2 separate regions of the Mus musculus genome follow, and region 1 is linked to region 2. Evidence: chromatin contacts called from ENCODE POLR2A ChIA-PET data. All regions are on one chromosome and are shown on one strand. The core of a region is the stretch at or near the end of the contact, and the rest is flanking DNA. Distances in the headings are between cores, read along the strand shown.

Region 1 (5,414 bases), core at 1,653-4,152, 450 kb before region 2:
AACTATACGCTCTTAGGGATGTGTAAGAATTACTGACCTGTTTGAAAACAATTTGTTGTTGTTGAAATAAAAGTATAGAGTGGAAGATCCTTGATGTCTTTTATAAAAATTACAGATAACTATGTAATCTACTGATTATCAACTGTATGAAGATGTTTCATTAAACCCTGAGCGTATGAAGTAGTGGAAGAGGCAGACTCTACCCCTATCCAGAGCTGTTATGTATGTTCACTGGCATTTAAAAACAGCAGCAAGGTAGACATTAAGCAGTCCATGTTCTGTTCTTACTAGATAATTTCATTGTACTTTAGCAGAATGAAGACCCTCCCCAGGTAATATTGAAGGCCAAAACAAAGAGACCAGAACAAGGACTATTATGTAGAATGTCACACATACTATTTCATCTGATCTTTACACAACCCTCTGAGCAATATAGATTATGCTTTATTTATGAAGAAGCTGGTAGGCCCCGGGCTCCTGGCCTCAGACAGTCAGATGATGATGATGGAATACCCTTTCCTCTCCAAACTTTTTTTAATCTGTTAAATGACTATATATAAAACAGTACTCAAGAATGTAAGAATTTCCACATCGTATTCTACCTCTATCACTGGGGTAGAACTTTAATATTATCTAACACGAAGATCAGAACTAATGCAATGTGTTTGAAGAAAAGACTGTGTTGTAACTTTAGAAAGCGCATGAAGTGAATGTGTTGCTAGGTTTGAAACCATAGAGTGGCCCTGGACCCGCTTCTATCAGATAAAGATACAGAATTCCTACTTAAAACAGCAGGAGGCAGAACCTTTCTGCAGGACCACAAAAGCAACCTGATTTAATTAGGTGCAGGATTTCACTTGTTACTTTGTAGCAGTTCGATGGCTACATTTCAATAAACTTCCACTCACTAAAAAAACACCTTCTCACTTTCCAAAAGCCTTAGTCTACTGGACAGCAAAACAAAGCCATTCTTTAAAGCTTCAACACCAGGTTGTCACAGGGTTCTACACTCCATACTTAGGGCTCCTGCCTGTGGCCACCATTAACATATCCAAAGTAACTTCCCAAAGGCTGGCCAAACCCCCAGCTTAGCATCTCCTCTGCTATTGTGTATACTCTTACTGTAACGATGGCCCCACATTTCCCACCCACCCCAATGGGTTGAGTAGTCACTTGTGGAAAAAAAAAAGCCAGTAAGGAAGGGAGCCAAGCTAAAGTTCGAGCCTACTGTTGTTTGCTCACAGTTCGGTAGGCAAACAATAAACAAGCAAAAGTAGAGGATATGACACGGCTGCTTTCAGGAAATGCCTGCCGCAAAGGGAGGAATGGGAAGATTCAGCTAGGAATTGCTAACTAAGGGAAACCTCCGTAGCAGCTCCTGTTCATAAGCTAATGTCTCAGGGGGAGAAAAGGTGAGCCAGTGGACTCAGAGGGCTGGAAAGAAAACCCGAAAAGGACACAGTATCCAATATTGCCTGGAGAGCTTCTTCATTCTGCTAAAAAGGGGGGGGGGCGGGGGGAGACAGCCAAGACCCAGGGTTTGGCTTCGCTAACCCGGTTTAGAGGATACGGTTTTACACTTAAGCCTTCAGGGTAAACATGAACATCTAGAAAACTGTTTTTGTTCGTGTCTTAAAGAGAGCACTGGAGAGGGGTCTTGGGCGGGAGACAGAGACCTGCAAGGAGGCTGCTTCAGTTCCCTGAGGTGGGCACAAGTCTGGCAGACACGTAGAAAGTCCACAAGACTCCGAAGAGGGGCCAGGTACAAATCTGTCAGACTCGTAGGTCTACAAGGCTCGGGGACTAACGGCGGAAGAAGTTGGGTCCACAAGAGGTGCCTGAGAAGGACGTTTCCTGGGTGACTCAACGGAGAATGAGGTAAAGACCCTGCTGTTCAAGTCGAACTTCACAGACTAATTAATAAGCGCGAAGAAGGGACAGTAACCGAGCATGGCTCAAGAGATGTCAATGCAAGCTCCTACAGTGACTTTGACCAACAAAGGAATGAGCTGGAGTATTCAAGGAGTAATGCTTAAAATCAGCTCTCCGCAAGAACCAAAAATCACAGTGCACTGGAGAAAACTAAAGGTGGAGATCAAATGCTCTTGTAACAGAGGGAGGCTGGGTCACTTAGAGCCGCCACAAGGTCAGCATCAGCCTAGCTTCCAGGCCCCAGGGCAGAACTTCCCCTATCCATCCTCTGCTACCGAGTCCACACCTCGGCCTGCAGATCCAGGATCCCGCCACCTCCCGCCACTCGGCTTCCAGGTTCACCCCCACACTATGGCCTCACCCCCTCCCGCCCCTGAAGCTCTGTACCCCGGGCGATCTCCAGATACCCCCCTGACTCCGCCTTTAAGCCTCAGCGCGGCCCGTGTGCCATGCTCGAGGGGTCTGAACCCGCTCCGGCTCACCCAGGTTTAGGGACACCGCACCGGCTCACCCAGGTTTAGGGACACCGGTTTGGCCTCCCGGGTCTGGGTTCTCAGCTCGGGATCGCGCTCCCGGCGCTGTTTCCAGCTTCTCTGCCTTCAGTGTTTGCCTGAGCAAGCCTGGAGGCAACACAAAGGATCCTCCGCCCAGATTGCCCGTTTCCCCCGCCTCCTCCAAGGAGCTGCAGACCCGCCAAAAGAGCGCCAGCTCCGGGGGACAACACAGGCCTTCGAAGGCGCGAGAGCAGCAGACACTCACCGTACCGTTCCAAGCTCCCCGCCGCAGGACACTGCGCTTTGATCCCACCAGCACCAACACTGCAACTGCAGCAGCAGCAGCAGCAACAGCAGACTACCGCCGGTCACGCCCCACGCCACGCCCCTTCTCTACCTCCCCGCCCCATCCCCCCTCACACACCCCCCAACACCTCATCTCGCACACGCCAGTCGCGATTGGTGGTTTCAGCCCCGACTGAGCCCCGTCTCGTAGCGCAGGCCCCGCCCACCCAGGGCAAGCCTAGGGCCCCGCCCCCTCCGGCTCCGCCCCCTCGCGCGGGTTTCAAGCTCTGGTTCCCGCCATCTCTGGCTCCGCCAGCTGCCGCCTCCGGCCGACTTGCGCCACTTGAGGTAAATTTTAGAGAGGTCTTTCGGCCACGCCTGATTCCGGGGGCGCCAAGATGGGCGTCTAGGGAGGCGCCTCTGCCAGTCAGAACTCTGGCAGGAGAAAATAGAGCTGTGCCCCGCACTCGGTAATTCTACTTCCTCTCAATTGCACCGAGGCCTTTCTTCACTTCCGTCCACCTCTTGCTCCCTCAGTGAGAGGTCCTGACTACCTTACTGAAATCTCTGACTGGTTTACGTCCTATTTCATTCAGACTCTGACTCTGGGAAGTGGGTTTTGTTTTGTTTTGTTTTTGCATAATATACGAAAACACGAGCACAGCGATCAGCATCGAATTTCAGGGGCCCAGAATATTCTTAAGGACAAATGTACTCCAGAGAGCAGCCTCTTGCCTTCACCGCCTTTGCTTCGTTGGATGTAAGGGACTGACGTACACGTAGCCACACAGATGTCTACCGTTCGTTGCGTGTGGAATTCAAGCTCTTGCATTTCCATAATACATTTTTTATTTTTTCCAGTTCCATCAAAGGCTTTAAAAGGATAAGTGGACGGGCAGTGGTGGTGCACGCCTTTAATCCCAGCACTTGGGAGGCAGAGGCAGGTAGATTTCTGAGTTCGAGGCCAGCCTGGTCTACAGAGTGAGTTCCAGGACAGCCAGGGCTACACAGAGAAACCCTGTCTTGGGGGGGAAAAAAAAAGAAAGAAAAAGATAAGTGGTTTGCTCTCATGAAGAGCCATAGTGGTTAAATGTAGATTCCAGAAACAAATTGATCTATCATTATCCCTCCCAAAGTAAGTTAGAATCAGCCATTTTCTGTTGGACTTTAGCAGTAGGATGCATTCAACCCTCGCAGTGCATCGTGGAGGCTGTAGTTCACAAGGAAGGGTCTAATTGAGAAACCCCTTGTGCCCGGACCCCTCCCTGTGCTAAACGTTCTTAACAAAGTGATACCTTAGATAAGGTATCCTCAGCAGTTTCCTGCCGTTAATGTTGACTTCATCTAGAGAAGTTCGTTAGAGCAAAACATCTGGAGGTGATAGTTTTCATCTAAGCCCTGTAATTTCTCCTCACTGTGGGGACTCAGAGGGACCTGAAGCCGCCCTGTAAATGGGGACCCAGAGGGACCTGAAGCCGTTCTGGGCCTCAAGAGAGAAAGAATTCATGAAAAGCAATGTGACTGCTTTCCAGGAGCTGGAGTAAGATGGCTTTCTGAAGTGATCTAAAAGCGGGGCGTGGTCACTCTCTTCCATTTGGCGAGAAAACTGAACTAGAAGTATAATAGGTAAACGTTTTAGGGCCTACATCTGCAAGAAGACTTAGCCTTCATAAGCTAAATTACTATAGCAATTACATGATAAGTTAATCATTTGTAAAAATGGTGTGAAGGTCATTTATCTGGTAGAGTTTTGCTCTTTGGGGTGGGAGACCAGGGAGGAGGAAAAGAACCAACACCTGAAACAGTATACTGTTATAGGGTTTCTTATCCCTCCTACTAGTTTTAGGGATATTTAAAAAATGACTTCTGGGGCTGGAGAGATGGCTCAGCAGTTAAGAACACTGACTGTTCTTCCAGAGGTCCTGAGTTCAATTCCCAGCAACCACATGGTGGCTCACAACCATCTGTAAAGGGACCCAGTGTCCTCTTCTGGTGTCTCTGAAGAGAGGGACAGTATGCTTGCATACATAAAATAAATAAATAAATCTTAAAAAAAAATACACCTTCTGATTCTAGGCAGTAAATAAGTGGGACAGAAGAAATTCAGTCTTTTATATTTAATTTCTTAAGTTGTTACACATTCTAGAAAGTAAGCTTATATAGTAATATGTTTGTAAGTAAACCTTAATAGCGTACTTTAAGATGACTACTTAAAGATGAATACTTAAGTCGTAGATATTGTATAGAGGGATTATAGAGTGCATTTAAAAGGTGGTGAAGGATTGGTTGGGTAGTTAAGAAAGAGCTCTTGCTCTTCCAACTCAGGTGGCTCATGCCACTTGTAACTCTAGCTCTAGAGGACCCAGCACCCTCTTCTGACTTTCAAGAACACAATCCACATTTACACAAATACACGCAGATAAATAAAGTATAACAAGCGTTCATAAATGATAGCATATTAAGAAGATGTTGGGATAATATAATAATAATAATATTAAGAGCTTGGGAGATGGCTCAGTTGGTAAAGTACTGTCTGGATAACCATGAAAACCTGAGCTTGCATCCCCAGCACCCATGTAAAACACCTGGTGTTATGGGAAGGTAGAGACCATGGGATCCCTGGAGCTTGCTGGCAGCTGGCCTAGCCCGATGGATGAGCTCCAGGGTTAGTGAAAGATCCCGTGTTAAGAAATAAGGTGGAGC
Region 2 (5,293 bases), core at 2,192-4,691:
GACCAAAATCTTTATTATGTAATTTACTTGAAGTTTGTAGATCTGCTATAGTTAATATATATGGATGAAAAAGATACATATATAGTTATCTGTATTGGATTAAGAATAACATACAGATTTAAATAAGTTGAGGGGAGACAAAAGTTGACTTGCTAGAAGAGATGCCACTGCATTTTAACATTTCCCATTGCTATGACAACTACAATGTACAATATAAGTGAAAATATGCTTCATGTATGAAGAAGGATGAACTGAACCAGGCGTACCCAGGCATAAAGCTTGGCTTCACACATTCTGGTCTGTGATCCAGGGACATGTACAAGAATGCGTATATTAAGCTCTGTAACAGCAACGAGTTACAAACATCCTCTCCTAATGTCTAAGAAGAAATGGATAAGTAAAATAGTATCAAGATCTGATAAAAAGGATACATTGAGATCTATAAAGAAATAGTGTTGAATTAAAAATCAGGACTAAATGAGCAACAATAAATAACAGGAAACTATGTGGTAGTCTTCAGTAGGCACACACATAAAGACAAAGCCATAGACGATAGGTAGGAAGAGCATACATTAAACATCTATGAGTCTAAATGCAGGAAGAAAAGGAGGGGACAAAACTGAGGAAAGGCCAGTTAGGGCAGGATCCCCAGAATATTAGATAGCATTCTAGCCACTCACGTTAAAAAAAAAGTCAAAATACTCACTGAACAAATGGCAGGGACCTTTATAACCCAATTAGCTCCCCCTCCTTAAATGGTTTTTGTTTTGTTTTGTTTTGTTTTTGTAAGATAACTTATTGCTTATTGAAAACAATAAAGGCCTGAAATTACAGTTGGCTGTTTCCCTCCTCTATCATTTCTGGCTAATAACTTTGCAATTATAATGGTTTTTATGTTTCCTTAAATTTCAAAAGAACAGTTTGAAAGCACAACCTCAAGTATTATAATAAACCACATGTCATAGCTCAATGTAAGATAAATTCAGTAGGCCATGCTAATCTTTAAAGCACAGCAGTATAAAAATTGAAAAGTGCATGCCACATTTGAAGTAATGTTTCATGAAATTTATTTCTATCTTTATATATATTCCATATAGTAGTACTTGATATAAAACTTGTTTCTTACTGGGGGGGGTCTCATCAATGAGTTTGAAATGTCACTGATCTATGGAAATTCCAAATTGTTACTAAATGGTAATATAAGAGAAATGGATGGAAATTTAAATTGAGTAGTCCTGGAGTTTCAAGTGTTAAGGGCAATATTATCTCATCTAGGATAAGTACTTCCCAAATGGATAGACCCAGCACTAAATCAACCTAAAAATACATTGTACGAGCTCTAACGTAAATCTCTTGAAATTGAAGAATTTCATACTAGACAAAAAAAAAAATCACTAAATGATGAGATAGTTTGCAGAATCGTAGCCATAACCGAAAAGTCAGTTTAGGACCACTGAGATCACTGGGTCAGTAATGGTGCTTGCTACCAAGCCTGCCAGCCTGAGTTTGGTTCCTGGGACTTACAGGATGGAACAGGAGAACTAAGCCCTGGTCCTCCCAACCTCCACAAGTACTAATGAGTGTGTCCCCCAATAAGTTTATTAAAGAAAAAAGCAGTCATCATCGTAACAGAAGTTATTAATGGTTTGCTCAGAAACAGTAGTACATCTTGACTAACAGACATGTGACATCTTACTGAAGTGTATGCTTAGGTTTATTCAGAAGTAGGTTGGGTGAGATAGAAAAGCTTAAATAGTTCCAGTGCTCCAGTTGGGGGGAGGAGAGGGCGCTGGCGTGTGTTTGTAAACATGGTGCTGAGGTGGTGGATCCTTAAGGACTTGCTGGCCAGCCAGTCTTCTACTTGGTGAGTTCTAGGCCAAACAAGGCCATTTCTCAAAAGAGACGGTGAATGGCACCGGATGAAGGACACAGGAAATTGTACTGTGGTCTTCCACACTGATGCTGTCTCGTCTAATTAGTTTCTAGGGGTCCAAGAGCAGAACGGGAAGAGATTTGTCTAAAACTTTGCCTACGGGAGTCTCCTCACGAGACTGGCTAGCGTTGGACCCCTTATAGCGTGTGCTTATAAATCAACTACTAGTGAAGCCAAATTAAGAGGATCACCTGAGCTCTGGAGAAAGATGGAGAGAGGAGAGGATGGGGCGAGGAGGAGGTGGAGGTATAGCCACTCTTACCAGACTGGGCGCTCCAGAGGTCTTTCTTGTTCACCTTTATACATCCAGTGTCTAGAAAAAGACCTACAACAGTTGGGTTTATCCCACAAAGAGGTCTGGAGATTTAAGGCTCAGCCCAGGTTCTTACTCTGCCTCCTATGTAAACAGAATAAAACCATCATGTTTCCAGCGTATTTTGATAATGTCCCTCTCTCCGCTGGAGAGGTGGCCCACTGCCTAGTGTATGTCAAATTTCTGGTGTTTATAGTCAGAATTTCTATTGGGCAAGAGTGGCTGTACACACACAAACTTAAGTTCCAGGAAAACTTAGCGGACGATCTCCCTCATTAACGATTCTTTTGCCAAAATTTACATCAAGGTTGCTTCTAATTCAACTTACATTCGGGAATAGGCAAGAAAAATTGTAGCTTTATAGGATCGTTAAGATTATCTTACAACACACGGGAGAAGGATAAAAATCAAAGGATGGTTCATGAGACTCTAACAACCCTCTGGTGGATCGAGCCAGGTTGCTGTCAAAGCTACCTGGAAGTTACTTGGAGAGTGATGTTTTAGCTTATGCAGAACTAGCAGTAGAAATAACAGCGCTTTCCCAATACACCAGAAAGAATACTCGAATAACCTGTCATTAAAAACGGCATTTTGTACATTTGAGATAAGTCCTTATCTGTCGATATGGACACAATAGGGCACCAAATTAAGCATACAAAAATCTTGGCTCAAACTGAACACCTGGTTTTCAGGAGTCTGGGGCTTCTTCCAGGACCCCAGTCGGTTGCCTCTTCACACTCAGTGCCTCAGAGCTGTGGGTTCGGGTTCAAGCGCCCGGAGAGGGGCAGCCGTGGGCTCGGACCCCGACTCCACGCCTCCTCTCGCGTCCTGCGGGCCGGGCTATCGTTTTTTTTTTTTTTTTTTTTTTTTTAATAGCGGTTACCACGTCGCTCGCCCTGCGGGCTAGCGAGGCCGAGGTGGCGGCGCCTAGGGCTGAGGACAGCCTGTGTCCCCCCCACCGTGGAGGCTCGGCGGTACCCACCCCGGGTGCTCGCCTCCGTCGGGCACTGAACCGGGGAAACGGACCCCGAACGCAGGGGAGGGCCGTCTCGCCCGCTGGAGACCGACCGGATGCGGAAGCCCGAGCGCCGCTCACCTGCGAACTGTGGCCGCCACGGACTCTTGCGCCCCGCGGAGCGTTCGGGTTCTCGCTCGCTCTGCGCACGCGCAGCCACACCTCCACCGTTCTCCCTCCCCCGCGGTAGAAGCTAACGGAGACCGGCGCACGCCTGAGCGCGGGCGGAAGCTCCGGGGGTTGGACTCAGCGGAAGGGGAAAGGCGGGGCGAGCGCGGAGCCGAGTCTCTGCCGGCGAGGGTGAGGGCTGCGCTCCTGTCGTCCGTAGTTCCGGGAGACCCGGTCAAAGTGATCAGGCCGGCGCTGCAGGGGCGACAGCTTCTCGGCAGGACCTCGCGAGGTCTCGGAGGCTCATGGAAAGGAGGCCACCAAGGCCTCCCTGTTGTCCAGGGCATCACCTGCTCGCCTACCCACGACGCTGCGGTAGGTCTAGACGTCCGGGATGGTTTCCTAAAAAGACGCTGTAATCTTGTAATTCTGTAACAAGATGACAATAATAAAAATGGAGGACGACTGTGTGTTTTGTTCGATTTTATTTCAGCAAAACGCTGTTTACACGAACCAGTCCTGGTGGCGGATGCCATTGGTCTCAGCACTTGGGAGTAGAGGGAGAGGAATCCCTGTGTTCTACATAGTGACTTCCAGGCCAGCCAGGGCTATATCGTGAGGCCCGTGTCAAAGGAGGAAAAAATTTCAAATTCAAGCATAGTTAATATGCACCGGGGCAGGTAACCCATAAAGGATGGCCCTTCTGATGGTGAAGGTCCACTTTAAGCAATATAAAAAATGATCTCTATAGACGGTTGAGTGCCTTAATTTCTTGTTGACACATCTAAGGGTCAGGAATGGCAGTACACTCCTGATCTCTATCCTCTAATCACCAGAGTACACGAATATGTTACTTTATCTGGCACAAGAATTTAGCTGATGCAATTAAATTTACATTATCCAGGAGCTCATTGTGTAATCAGCCACTATAAATCCCTATAAAAGGGAGAGGCAAAAGCTTCCAAGCCAGTTAGTTGTAGGAGCTGGGACACAAAATAGTTGAGTGATGTGTGGAAGAGTCAATGAGCCAAAGAATGCATGCATCTCTGGAAGACTGAAAAGAGGGGAGAAGTGGCTTCTACCCCGAAAGAACTCAAATATGCCTGGATTTTAGATTTCTGACCTCCACAGCTCCCTAATCCAAATCAATGAGTTGTTTTATACATCTAACTTTGTAGTAATTTGTTACAGCCATAATAAGTTCTCAGCACTTAAATAAAGGTACTAAGGAAGCAAGCACAAACTTAACATTATATCCTAGGGACTACGAGTGTATTGTTTGTCAGAGCCATGACAGAATAGCTAACACAGTGAGGAAAGATGTGTTGACTCACATTTTGAGAGGGTTCAGTCCTTCATGGCACTACAGAGCAGCAGTTTGTGGAATTATAAGACTGGAGAATCTGGCCTACAGGAAGAGGCCAGGGCAAGGTATAATGCTAGAGATACCTCTAGTGACCTTCTTCCACCTAGGCGCCACCTCCTCCCTATCACCACCTGCTAATAATGCCAGCATATTATGAATCCATCAAGGGTCACTTCATTGATGAGATCAGAGCCCACATGATGTCTCTGGAAATGCCCTCCAGACACACCCAGAGGTGAGCTTCACTAAGTGTCTAGGTGTCTAATCGTGTGTGTGTGTGTGTGTGTGTGTGTGTGATCACAACCACAGCCATCAGACTCAAGAAAGGACTCTTATTTTGAACAATATATTTTATATTTTTGGGGTCCTGATTATTAACAAAGAGAAACTTTTTTTCTTCATTTTGTTGGCTCAAAGACAGTATTTCACTTAATTTTTAACTAATGAAAAAATATTCTGTCAGGGTAGATATAAAGTGTTTGAGTAGACATTTCTCCAAAGAAGATACAAATAGCCAACAACACAAGAAAACACAGGGACTTCACTAAAAATGATTTG

The links. ChIA-PET counts read pairs that join two places held with the same protein, here RNA polymerase II (POLR2A).
Region 1: POLR2A ChIA-PET joins it to region 2 with 21 read pairs in Patski. The contact joins the promoter of Casp3 here to the promoter of Cfap97 in region 2. POLR2A ChIA-PET finds 5 or more read pairs at or near these places in 3 of 5 experiments (Patski and embryonic stem cell).

Annotation. Positions count from the first base shown.
Region 1 is chr8:46,614,779-46,620,192 of GRCm38, reverse strand. Casp3 (caspase 3) reads right to left here and starts at 2,902. Exons shown (of 7, transcript NM_001284409.1): 1 at 2,692-2,902. Primpol (primase and polymerase (DNA-directed)) reads left to right here and starts at 2,966. Exons shown (of 15, transcript NM_001001184.2): 1 at 2,966-3,059.
Region 2 is chr8:46,161,799-46,167,091 of GRCm38, reverse strand. Cfap97 (cilia and flagella associated protein 97) reads right to left here and starts at 3,441. Exons shown (of 5, transcript NM_025747.4): 1 at 3,343-3,441.